2 separate regions of the Homo sapiens genome follow, and region 1 is linked to region 2. A link is an interaction called in ENCODE POLR2A ChIA-PET data of the cell type or tissue named here. Cell type or tissue: A673. All regions are shown on one strand. Links, peaks and the distances in the headings refer to the core of each region. The heading gives the core; the rest is flanking DNA.

Region 1 (5,000 bases), core at 1-5,000, 510 kb after region 2:
GCAGTATGATAGGATGATTAGGTATTTGAACTCTGATGTTAAGATATCTGAATTCAAAATCACGGTATTGCGTTGAATTATGACATGGCGTTTTGCAAGCTACCTTTTAAATCTTCTATTTTCTCATCTTTAAGGTATGGAGAACAAATAGTACCTTATTCTCAGGTTAGTTAGGAATGGCAAATGAATTAATACATGCGAGGGGCTTAGGACACCAAAGACAGCTAGCAAGGGCACATGTTAGCTGTTAGATTTAATAATAATATCATTGTTGTTGCTATTGTTGTTATTAATACCTCTTGACCATTCCAAACACTCCTTGTATTTTCATTTCCTTCTGAAGCTTCCTCTGTAATAATCAAGTGATATGTTTGCAGAGGTCCAAAAGTACTGCTCATATACCATTTACAAAGCAGGTACTTGCACTTTATTGCCAGTGACGATGATGCCTTGTTAATGTCTAGAGCAATGGATAACAGTTAGAATCCTGGACTCTTGGAAATTGGCATTACTCAAACTGTAAGTTTCTTTATGCTGGAGAAATCAAGAGCCCTCAAGGATGCTGGCTAGAACAGGCATTTTCTGTTTCATCATCTTTTGGCTGTGTGTGAAGGCTGGCTTCATTCTCCACTGGTCAAGCTCTTCATTGCTTTTCATACCCTGTTATCACATGCATGGCAGAGGCCATATGACAGGCTGGAAGAGGAGATTTTTGATGTAAGTATGTGTTGAGTGTGGGGTAGAAGGAGGGCTTGAGGAAATCAGTCTGTCAGTCTACTCCAGAGAGGGACCAGTGAGTTAAGTCATCATATCTCAAAGGGAGTAAAAAACTCCCTCACTTCCAAGGAGAAAGATGCACTCAGGCCAACTTCTCTATCTCTAAGAGTGCAGAGAATTGCCGCAGAGCTTCTAGAAGGAAGTGATTCCTGGTGTTAGGTGGGTCTTGAGTATGAAAGCCAGGATACAGTAGTGTATCAGTCAGTTTAGGCTAAGATATGCTGCAGTAACAAATCAGCCCCAAATCTCTGGCTTACAACCACAAAAGTTCATTTCTCACTCACATTTCATGTTTATGTTGGGTCAGCTGTACTTATCCTACAAAACTTATTTATTCTTGGATTCAGGCTAATAGAGCTCCCCTCATCTGGGATGTTAATGATTTTATGACAGAAAAGAGAGCATAGCTGAATATGGCAATCATACAATGACTCTTAAAGCTTCCAATTAGAAATGTGTACTTGCAAGTTTCATTTTTATTTCATTGGCTAAAGAAAGCCACATGGACCATTCTGATGCTAATGGGGTGGTGGAAAACAGTCCCTCCACAGTGAATATTTTGAACAATAATAAAATCTAGCACAAGGACAAGTTCATCCACAAGGAAAGGGATAGGATGCCCTAGGGTAGTAAGGCAGGAGAAAAATCGGAATTTTAAGCACTGGCAGTTGGGAGCATTAAATCATGTGGGGCTTCACGGCACCCTCATTCTTTAGATGCTTGTCTCTAATCCTCCCCTGGAGCCTGTAGTCCCAGTATGACATATTCCCATCTAAAGACCTTGATTCATCAGACATGCCCGTCTGCCTGTTCCAGCCATGAGTTTGTCCTTCCAGCACCTCCCTGGACATTGGGTTACCATTGTTGGCAGTGAAGCATAGACGTTACATGTTCTCTCTAATGGGCAAATAAAGACTTCCTTAATGGATCCAAGTCCAGTTTTCTTGTTGGTATATAAGCAGCAAGAATGGCTGTGCTACTTGAATACCCCGGTTGTCAAAGTCTCTTCAGTGAGGAAAAGGCGCTTGTTCATTTTCATTAACAGACTGGAAGTTTGAGCTAAAATTTTTCTGAGCCTTCACGTGTTTATTTTTTGGTTGACAGCTGCAGTCTGGAAGTGGATGGAGGTGTTGTAAGTGATTTCCATGCCACCCACATTCAAATTCCCATTGTTACCTTGAAGTACCATGTTTTTTCAAAACTCTATGCCTTTCAAAGGTTCTTTCTCTGCTGGTTGGATTTTGTAGAGCTTGTCCTCTTAGTGAGTTCTTATTCATTTTTATTAATAGAACAAAAAGTCCCCAATTAAATATTTATCACATTGCCCAAGTAATATATAATCTTCAGAGATAAGAGAAATTACAGACATAAATGAAAACAAAATTTAAATTACCTTTAATTTTATGACCCAGTTGTTAATGTTTCAGTGTCTAACCTTTCAGCCTTTTCTCTGTGAACCATCATCAACAATTTAAATGATATCATATTATACCTGCTGCTCTCAGCACAGTTATTACCAATGTGAACTCTGGAGACATAGACATGGGATCACAAGCTGGCCTCACTACTCACTACTTTGGTGGTCTTGGGCATATGATTGAGACTCTCACATGTTTCCTCATCTGTAAAATGGTAATTTCACTTTTCTACATGGTTGTTAGGGCTAAGTGAATTATTTTTTATAAAGTTCTTAGAATTCTGCCTGCCGTGTATTAAGTGCTTAATGTTGATAGTTCTGTCTGTCTGTCTATCTATCTATGTATCTACCCATCTATCTATCTATCCATTTTTTTAGAAATGGGTATCTCACTATGTTGGTCAGGCTAGAGTGCATGGCTATTCAGAAGCATGGTCATAGCACAGCCTTGAACCTCTGGGCTCAAGTGATCCTTCCGCATAGCTGGAATTCCATGTGTGCACCACTACACATGATCTGACAGCTATATTTTTGTTTCTCTCCCTCTCCTTCCTTCCTTCCTTCCTTCTTGCCTTCCTGCCTTCCTTCCTTCCTTCCTTCCTTCCTGCCTTCCTTCCTTCCTGCCTTCCTGCCTTCCTGCCTTCCTCTGAGTGTCCCCTAGATCATTGACTCCATTGGTTTTATTATTTTTCTTAATGCTGTTTATTTGATAAGTAGAAATAGTTGTCAAATTTTAATGTAAGTTTCTTTTAACCTTAGTTGAATAGAATGTTTGAAACCTACCATTATTGAGCAATTTTGGCCTATTTATGGGAGTGGAATCACCCACTTAAATATCTTGTCTATTTTTCTGTTAGCTGGTAACACTTTTCTTCTTTCCCTTTTTCTTTTTCTCTGTCTCTTTTTCTCTCCCCCTCTCTCTTTTTCTCTCTCCCTTCCCCCTACTTTCTCTCCCACCTCTTTCTCTCTCTGATGGAAATATATCTACTTTTTTCTTTGTTATTAACTTCAAATACAATACATGGCAGTTGGAATACAGAAGTATATAAAGCAGAAAATGAGTTTTCCTCTGAAACGCTACCCTAAGACCATGATTATAAACAATTTAGTGTCTTTTTTTTAAGATTTGGCAGTGGTTCTCAGAGTTAGTGTGCATGAGAATCTCTTAGATGATGCTGTTGTCTAAATGGGTTCCTCTAAAATTCATATGTTGAAACTTGATCTTCAGTGTGATCATGTGAAGAGGTGGGGCCTTTAGGAGGTGATTAAGTGATGAGGGCAGAGCCCTCATGAATGGTATTAGTGACCTTATAGGAGGGGTGCAAAGTTGCTGATTGCCTCTTCTGCCTTTTGAGGATGGAGCAAGAAATACTGTCCTCAAAGCAGAAAATGAGCCCTCACCAGACATTGAATTTGCTGGCACCTTGATCTTGGACTTCCCAGCTTTCAGAACTGCAAAAAATACCTTTCTATTATTTATAAATCACCCAATCCAAGGTATTTTGTTACAGCCGCGTGAACAGACTAAGACAGATGGCTTGTGAAAACAGATTGCTAGGTCCTATAATGAAGTTTATGATTCAGTAGGGTTGGGGTGAGGCCTGAAAATTTGCATTTCTGACAAGCTCCCAGGTAATGTTGATGCCGCTGGTCTGGGGGATTCATTTGGAGGACCACTGTTATATACGCACACAGACAGGATACTCATGCTGCCTGGTAACTTTGGCATCTTTTGCTTAATTTATCGTGGGTAGTATTTCATGAAGTTCTGACCTATGCTGGTATGCAACATAGTGCATGACATTCCATTGTGTTGGTGTACCCTAATTTATTATCATAGATGTGTAAGTTGCTTGCAGTTTTTAATATTATTATGATAGCAGTGCATCAAAACATTCTTGCTCCTGTATGTCTGTGTACTTGTGCAAGTCTTTCTGTGAGGCAGCTTCTTAGAAGTGGAATTTCTGGTAAACATGCATTGACAAATACAATTTGGACACATTTTAATGTTCTCTAGAAAGATTGGACTAAAATAACTACTTGCTGTTTGCTGGGTGTTAAGAGTTCCTGTTTTCTCATACCCTGGAGGAAGATAAGGTCTGGTGAGACTTTGCCAGTTAGTGAGGAGATGAATTATGTTTCACTTTTATTTAGTTTAATTCTTTTGGTATCTGTGATGTTACACATTTTAAATGCTTACTCGCCCTTAACGTTTTTCTTTGGGACATCGTCTTTGTCCATTTTTCATTCTAATCGTTTTATAAAGGCTATTTATTTAATCATAAATATTCAGCCTCTTACAATATAGGTTACAAATATTTTTACAACCTATCATATAATTTTGTTGCTTTTTTTGATGTAGACAAAAATTTAATTTCCTTTATATTTTATGTATATATTTTTGTTTCTTCATACTCTCCTCTTGGATTTTATACTTAAATAAATGTTTTGCAATCTGATCGTGTTCATTTATTCACTTACGCAAATATTTTCTTTTTTTTTTTTTGCTTAGCTAATATGTATTAGAAGGCATCCTAGACACTGGGGACGAGCAGTTAAAAATTCTGTCTTCATGGATCTTACACTCTAATGTGAAGGGACAGACAGCAAACAACATGAGACAGACAGCAAATAACATATTAAAAATTGATATGATATTTTAGAAGCTGATGAGTGCTGTGGAGAAAAACAAACAGGGAAGGATGCTAGGAATGTTTATTTAGATTTAACTCTGTAAACAGAATTTTATAAATTTTTCAACTTTAGAATTTTTATTCATTTACGTATTACATTGGTGAAAGAACTG
Region 2 (8,481 bases), core at 1,999-6,998:
ATACTGTGCAGCCATACAAACAAACAAAATCACATCCTTTGCAGCAACATGGGTACAGCTGGAGGCCATTATCCTAAGCAAATTAATGCAAGAACAGAAGACCAAAGACTACATATTCTCACTTACAAGTGGGAGATAAATATGCTCATAGATGTAAAGATGGCTACTACAAATAAAGTTGCTACGAACAATCACAGATCAGTTTTTGTGTGGGCATAGGTTTTCATTTCTTTGGGGTAAATGCCCAGGGGTGGGTACAATTGCTGGGTCATATAGTAAGTGTATTTTTTTTTTTTTTTTAAAGAAAGTGGCAATCTATTTTTCCATGGTGGCTATACCATTTTTACACTCCAGAAATATACAAAAAATCTAGTTTCTCCACATCCTTGCTGGCATTTGATACTGTCACTGTTTTTTATTTCAAATGTTCTAATAGATGAGTATTGATAGCTCATTGTGGTCTTGATTTGCATTTTCCTAATGGCAAATTATGTTGAACATTTTTCCTGTGCTTGTTTGCCATTTGTATATCCTCTTTGGTGAAATGCGCCTTTTGCCCATTTTCTTTTTTTTTTTTTCTTTTGAGAAGGAGTCTCGGTCTATCACCAGGCTGGAGTGCAGCAGTGCAATCTCGGCTCACTGCACCCTCCACCTCCCGGGCTCAAGCGATTCTCCTGCCTCAGCCTCCTGAGTACCTGGGACTATAGGCACGCACCACCACGCCCGGCTAATTTTTGTGTTTTTAGTAGATACGGGGTTTCACCATGTTGGCCAGGATGGTCTCAATCTCTTGACCTTGTGATCTGCCTGTCTCAGCCTCCCAAAGTGCTGGGATTACAGGCGTGAGCCACTGCACCCGGCTGCCCATTTTCTAATTGAATTATTATTATTTGTTTAATGTTCAGTTTTGAGAGTTCTTTATTCCAAAGTGGCCTTTTGTTAGATATGTGATTTGCAAATAATTTCTTCCAGTTTATAGCTTATCTTTTTATCCTTTTAATGAAGTCTTTTACAGAGTAAAAGTTTTTCATTTTGAAGTCCAATTTATCAATTTATTCTTTTATGAATTACACTTCTGGTGTCATGTTTAAGAGTTCTTCATGTGCTCCAAAGATTTCCCCTTTTGTTATCTTCTAAAATATTTATAGTTTTACATTTTATGTTGAAGTCTATGATCCATTTTCAGTTAGTTTTTATATAAGGTGTGAGATGTAGGTCAGAGTACTTAAAAATTTTTTTTTGCTTCAGCACCATTTGGAGAAAATATTACACTTCTTATATTGAGTTGCTTTTGCATCTTGTAAAACATCAGTTGGTTGATGCAAAAGCAGAGGGGTGTTAAAAAATCAGTTGGTTGCACTCATGTGGCACTATTTCTAGGTTTTTTATTCATTTCCATTGATCTCTGTGTCTCTCCCTCTGCCATTATCACATAGTCTTTATTACTGTAGCTACCTCTATTAATATTTATTTATTTATTTATTCATATATATATTTTGAGACAGGGTTTTATTTATGTCACTCAGGCTGGAGTGCAATGGTGCAATCTCGGCTCACTGCAACCTCTGCCTCCCAGGCTCAAGTGATCCTCTTGCCTCAGCCTCCCAAGTAGCTGGGACTACAGGTGCACGCCACTGCACATGGCTAATTTTTCTTCTTTTATTTTTAGATACAAGATTTTAGAGACGGGATTTCACCATGTTGCCAAGCCTGTCTTGAACTCCTGGCCTCAAGCAATCCAGCCTCCTCAGCCTCCAAAGTGCTGGGGTTACAGGTGTGAGTCCCTATGCCTGGCCTTACTGTAGTTACATCTAATAAGTCCTGATATGAGGTAGAGTGATTCCTCTACGTTTATCAATGTCTTTTGAAAATTGTTTTGGTTATTCTAGCGCCTGGCCTTTCCATATAAATTTCAGAATAATTTTGTCTGTATCTGTAGAAAATTTTGCTGAAATTTTGACAGGAATTCTGTTACATTTGCATCTCAATTTGGGGGGAATCGGCATCTTTACTGAGTCTTCTACTCATGAACATGTTATGTTTCTCTGTATATTTAGATCTTTGATTTAATAGTTTTTGGCCTGTAATTCATATACATATTTAGTTAGATTTACACATAATTGTTTCATCTTTTGAGCAATTATAAAAGGCATTATATTTTTAATTTCAGTTTTCATGTGTTCATTGTTAATACATAAATACACAAATAATTTTGTATCTTTCTCTTGTATCCTGTAAACCTGCTGAACTTATTTATTTATTTATTTTTGAGATGGAGTTTTGCTCTTCTTGCACAGGCTGGAGTGCAATGGTGCAGTCTCGGCTCACTGCAACCTCCACCTCCCGGGTTCAAGTGATTCTCCTGTCTCAGCCTCCCAAGTAGCTGGGATTACAGGTGCCCACCACCACACCTGGCTAATTTTTGTATTTTTAGTAGAGACAGGGTTTCCCCATGTTGGCTAGGTTGGTCTCGAACTCCTGACCTCAGGTGGTCCGCCCACCTCGGCCTCCCAAAGTGCTGGGATTACAGGTGTGAGCCACTGTGCCCAGCCAGTTCCAGTTGTTTTTCTATAGATTCCTTGGAATTTTCTGTGTAGACTGCTATGCCATTGGCAAATATGGACCATTTTTTTCCTTCCCTTCTTATTAGTGTGCTTTTTATTCTCTCTCTCTTTTTTTTAACCTTATTTCACTGGCTAGAACTTCCAGCACTATGTTGAATAGCAGTGGTGAGGGTGGATGGCCTCCTTTTCTTCCCAATTAGCTCATTCTTGTAAACACAGTTGTGTATGATGCAATGGAGAGACTAAGCATGGGTGTCAAAATCAATCTAACCCATGGTCAAACCAGATCTCACAACATACTATCTATGTGATCTTAGAAAAGTGGCTTTCTCTCTGTATGTTTCCTCACCTTCAAGGATTAGATAATACTATCTATGCCCGGGCTGGGCGTGGTGGCTCATGCCTGTAATCCCAGCACTTTGGAAGGCCAAGGCAGGTGGATCACCTGAGTTCAGGAATTCGAGACCAGCCTGACCAACATGGTGAAATCCCGTCTCCACTAAAAATACAAAAAATTAGCCAGGCGTGGTGGCGGGCGCCTGTCATCCCAGCTACTCAGGAGGCTGAGGCAAGAGAATCTCTTGAATCTGGGAGTTGGAGGTTGAAGTGAGCCGAGGTTGCGCCATTGCACTCCAGCCTGGGCGACACAGCAAAACTCTGTCTCAAACAACAACAACAACAACAACAACAAACCAACAATAATATCTATGCCTTGGCTTTGCTAGACAACACAACAGCGTGTAGAGGTTAGGAACACAGACTTTGGAGCCAGGTTACCCAGGCTCAGGTCCCAGCACCGCGACTCTCAATCTCATGACCTTGGGCAAGTTACTTGTTCCCTCTGTGCTTCAGTTTCCTCATTGGTTCAGTGGGCAAAATAAGACTAACATAAAGTTATTGCAAAGATGGAATGAGATAATAAATGTTAAGCTTTTAGAACAGTACTTGGCACATAGTAAGCACTAGGGAAGTGTTTTTGTTGTTGTGGTTGTGAGATTTAAATGAATGTGTAGAAAATACCTAGCATGGTGCAAATGCTCAGTAAAATTTTTTTCTGACACTAAATTCTATGCTAACTAAAAAAAAAAAAAAAAAAAAAAAAATTAAGCGGCACCAAAAACCTTGTAATAAAAGCAACAATGTCTTGTTTCCCCTCCTTTCCTGCTCTCTGGAGGTAAAAATTTTTTTTTTTTTTCTGAGACGGAGTCTCGCTCTGTTGCCCACCTGGAGTGCAGTGGCGCCATCTCGGGTCACTGCAACCTCCGCCTTCCAGGTTCAAGCGATTCTCCTGCCTCTGCCTCCTGACTAGCTGGGATGACCAGCGGAGGTAAAAATTTTAAACTCTTTGATCAGTTAAAAGAATAAATCACAAGCTTCTTTACCTCTTTCTCCCTTTCTCTCTCTTCTTTCTTTCTTTCCTTCCTTCCTTCCTTCCTTCTTTCCTTCCTTCCTTCCTTCCTTCCTTCTTTCTTTCTTATGTTTCCTTCCTTCCTTCCTTCCTTCCTTCCTTCCTTCCTTCCTTCCTTCCTTCCCTCCTTCCTTCCTTCCCTCCTTCCTTCCTTCTTTCCCTCCCTCCCTTCCTTTCTTTTCTTTTTGGAGACAGGGTCTCCAACCATTACCCAGGCTGGAGCACAGTAGCACAAACAGGCTCACTGCAGCTTTGCGCTCTCAGGATCAAGCGATCCTCCCACTGCAGTCTCCCAAGTAGCTGGGACCACAGGCGCATGCCAGCAGGCCTAGCTAATTTTTTAAAAAAATTTTTTATAGAGTTAGGGTCTTGCCATGTTGCCCAGGCTGGTCTTTAACTCTTTGGCTCAAGTGATCCACTCACCTTGGCCTCCCAAAGTGCTCAGATTACAGCAATGAGCCACCGTGCCTGGCCATGTATTTCTAGATGCATCAGTTTCAGATATTATCTATTTACATTCTGAAACAATGGTGGTGGATTTAGCTCTCTTATACTGCCTGTCTCCCATCCTTCTCATACAATGATACGGTTATTTATAATTATGTCACTGGTAAATATTGTTCACCGAAGAGCCAACAGATGTATTATGATTATATTTTTTTCTTGAAAGCTTTCCTTCTCTCACACTCCCCAGGATTTCTAATTGCCTTAATGTCTTCTTCCTTTTAATTTTGTACTATTTTCTTTTCTTCTTTTTTTTGAGATAGAGGCTTGCTCTGTTGCCCAGACTGAAGTGCAGTGGTATGATCTTGGCTCACTGCAGCCTCTGCCTCCTGGGTTCAAGTGATTCTCGTGTCTCAGCCTCCCAAGAAGCTGGGATTACAGGCATCTGCCACCATGGCCGACTAATTTTATTTTTTATTTTTGTATTTTTAGTAGAGATGGGGTTTCACCATGTGGGCCAGGCTGGTCTCGAACTCCTGGCCTTAGGCTATCCACCTGCCTCAACCTCCCAAAGTGTTGGAATTACTGGAGTGAGCCACTGCACCTGGCCTGCTTTTCTTTTTCTTTTTTTTTTTTTTTGAGACAGGGTCTTGCTGTGTCGCCCAGGCTCAGCTCACTGCAGGCTCACCTCCCAGGTTCAAGCAATTCTCCCACCTCAGCCTCCCAAGTAGCTAGGATTACAGGGGCACACCACCATGCCCAGCTAATTTTTACATTTTTAGTAGAGACAGGGTTTCACCATGTTGGCCAGGCTGGTCTCAAACTTCTGACCTCAGGTGATTCACCCACCTCGGCCTCCTAAAGTGCTGGGATTATAGGTGCAAGCCACCACGCTCGGCTGTGCTTTTCTTATGTACACAATTTTTCCCCATCCTTTATCACATCAGTTATTCTAATCAGATCCACTTTTTCCCCTTGGGGACTTCAAGTCTTATATTCGTTACATGGCTGTCAGGACAGTAACAAAACATTATTCTTTTTCTCTTGCTCTCCTGCCTCGAACCACCCCCCAGTGGCAATCATGACCTGCCCATGTTTCTCTGTCTTCACTTTTTTCCTGTCCGTGCTTTTGATGAGCTCACTCCTTTTTCCCAGCCACGTTCTCTCTCGTCCATCCATTTGGCCTTCTCACCAGTTCACTCATAGAGATATTGTTATCAATTTTTGGCTCATTATAAATTAGCATTTTCAAGTGTTCTCATTTACATAGGGCACCCCAAAGATAACTTGGTCCACAGCTAAAAGGGCAATTGTTCTAATGCATCTATGATTGAGGCAAAGCCCTTGCAGGAAATAGCAAGCTAAGGACAGCTGATTATAATGAAGGGCTTAAGCAAGGCATAAATGCTTCAGGGATGACAAGAAGACAGACTGAAAGGACTTGATCTATTTCAGCAAAAAAATATCCATCAAAAGAGAAACCTTTCCCAAAGCAGTGCCCAGTCAAGGTGTGGGACTTAGAAAAGCCAGATCTATATTTTAGGAGACAGCAGCCCGCTTGGTTGACAGGTCATATGTCAAGAAACAAGTTTAATAAAGAATTCATTGAAAAACACTATTTCAACACTAGGTGATAAAGTTGGCCCCAGAAGAGTAGGTCTTGGGAAGGTTTTGGAACATATTATAGGTTGATATCAGATGTTCAACTTAGAAGGCTACATCTTTAAGACTCATGGAGCAATGTGCAAGCATCATGACCTTGGACCTGTTCCAAAGTCCCGTATATTATCTAAATGAATTCATTGAGACCACCTGTGTACCTACTTGGTGTGCTTTCTCTGCTCATCAATTTGAGCTGTTGCGTTTGAGTTTGAATTACCTCTACATACTGACTGTCACACTTTCCCCATCTAGTTTTAGTGTCACTGTTAAAACGATTGAATGATGGACCCTGCAGCAGGCAGCAGGTGTTGCTTCAGGCAGTGGGTTTGGACCCTTCCTTCCTTCCTCTCTTTCTCTCCTTCCCTCCTTCCCTCCCTCCCTCCCTCCCTTCCTTCCTTCCTTCCTTCCTTCCTTCCTTCCTTCCTTCCTTCCTTCCTTCCTTCCTTCCTTCCTTTCTTTTCTTCTTTCTTTCTGTTTCTTTATTTTTTGACAGAGACTTACTCTGTCACCAGGCTGGAGTGCAGTGGTACAATCTCGGCTCACTCCAATCTCCGCCTCCGGGGTTCGAATGATTCCCCTGCCTCAGCCTCCCGAGTAGCTGGGACCCCAGGCATGCACCACCATGCCCAGCTAATTTTTTGTATTTCAGTAGAGACGGGGTTTCACCATGTTGGCCAGGATGGTCTCGATCTCCTGACCTTGTGATCTGCCCACCTCAGCCTCTCAAAGTGCTGGGATTACAGGCATGAGCCACTGCGCCCAGCCAAGAAAGTAGGCTTTCTATTTGCCCTCTCTGGGTATCTAGTATTGGCTAGGACTTTGTCTCTCTCATCTCAGACCCTTCCTGGGACCTGTGCAGCTTGAGTGGGAACTGCTGCTGCAGCACCTGTTTTTCTTTGTTTTTTTTTTTTTTTTTTTTTTTGAGACGGAATCTCACTCACAGCTCAGGCTGGAGTGTGGTGGCACGATCCCAGCTCACTGCAACCTCTGCCTACTGGGTTCAAGTAATTCTTCTCCTGCCTCAGCATCCCAAGTAGCTGGTATTACAGGTGCGCAGCACCATGCCCAGCTAATTTTGTATTTTTAGTAGACATGGGGTTTCACCATGTTAGCCAGGCTGGTCTCAAACTCCCGACCTCAGGTGATCCGCCCGCCTCAGCCTCCCAAAGTGCTGGGATTACAGGTGTGAGCCACTGCACCTGGCCCAGCTCCTGTTTTATTGGTGCTGCTGCCAATGGTGGTCCCTTGGCTGCTGTGGCCCAAGACAATTCTTCTTCTGATGTGGCCCAGGGAAGCCAAAAGATTGGACACCCCTGCTCTAGACACTTGTTGCTCTGTTCCTCTGCCCTACCCCATGGCCACTGTCCTCATTAGGGCCTTCATAACATCTCATCTGGATCACAGCGTTAATCTCTGAAGTGGTCTTGCTGCACTTCCTGGTCTCCCTCAGTCTCGAATCCATGTTTCACCCAGTGAGATGGTTCTAAAGCACGAATCTGATCAGAAAGTGCTCTGTTGAGTGCCTCTGGGGCTCCTCACAGGATTTAGGCTTTGGTTCAGTCTTCTTAACCCACAGGACCCTTGTAATCAGTCTTGTGACAACTTCTCTTCTGCTTTAGCTGTTTGGTGTGCCACCACATTCATTCATTTACTAAACATTGATCAAAGGCCTGACACTGTTCTTTCCTGGCACTGGGAATAGAGTAGTGAACAGAAACAAAAGCCCCCACCGCATGGAACTTCATTCTCATTGGGGAGACAGAACATAGCAGAAGGCAGTAAATACAGCGGAGAGAAACAAAGCAAGAAGGGAGTCAGGAGGTGGGGGGGCTCTCTCTTGAAAGGGAGGATTCTTAAAGGAGAGTGTTCAGGGAAAACCTCACTGAGGAGGTTATGTTTGAATCCCGACTTGAAGGAATTGAGGGAGCAAGCCACGTGGGATCTAGAGGAGGGAACAGTATGTGCAAGGGCCCTGAGGTTATTTCAAGGATTGGTAAAAAAGTGAGTGTGGCTGAAGCAGAGATGGAAAACCACTGGATTTTTCTGAACCTAAGAGTGATGTGCTCTGACTTACATTTTAGAAATGAACTACTGGGTCAGGCATGGTGGCTCACACCTGTAATCCCAGCATTTTGGGAGGCCAAGGCAGGCAGATCACCTGAGGTCAGGAGTTTGAGACCAGCCTGGCCAACATGGTGAAACCTCATCTCTACTAAAAATACAAAAATTAGCTGGGCGTGGTGGCATGCACCTGTAATCCCAGCTACTCCAAAGGCTGAGGCAGGAGAATTGCTTGAACCTGGGAGGTGGAGGTTGCAGTGAGCTGAGATTGCACCACTACACTCCAGCCTGGAAACAGAACAAGACTATATCTCAAAAAAAAAAAAAAAAAAAAAGTGTTGG

Evidence for each region. ChIA-PET counts read pairs that join two places held together with the same protein. Peaks named below come from ENCODE experiments on the same cell type or tissue, not always from the same donor. Only the 100,000 strongest peaks of a DNase experiment are listed, where the experiment ranks them.
Region 1: POLR2A ChIA-PET joins it to region 2 with 5 read pairs; 1 of 35 experiments calls an interaction of 5 or more read pairs at or near these places.

Annotation. Positions count from the first base shown.
Region 1 is chr16:25,797,292-25,802,291 of GRCh38, forward strand. All of the region lies in intron 1 of HS3ST4 (heparan sulfate-glucosamine 3-sulfotransferase 4), which reads left to right. Among named protein-coding and RNA genes, the nearest start is that of HS3ST4, 110 kb to the left of the region's middle. In A673, for the core only: no CTCF peak of the experiment used is centred there; a DNase peak (open chromatin) is centred at 2,900; H3K27ac peaks cover 4,937 bases.
Region 2 is chr16:25,285,451-25,293,931 of GRCh38, forward strand. No RefSeq gene overlaps it. Among named protein-coding and RNA genes, the nearest start is that of ZKSCAN2, 32 kb to the left of the region's middle. In A673, for the core only: no CTCF peak of the experiment used is centred there; DNase peaks (open chromatin) are centred at 3,861, 4,221, 5,751, 6,351 and 1 weaker place; H3K27ac peaks cover 4,174 bases.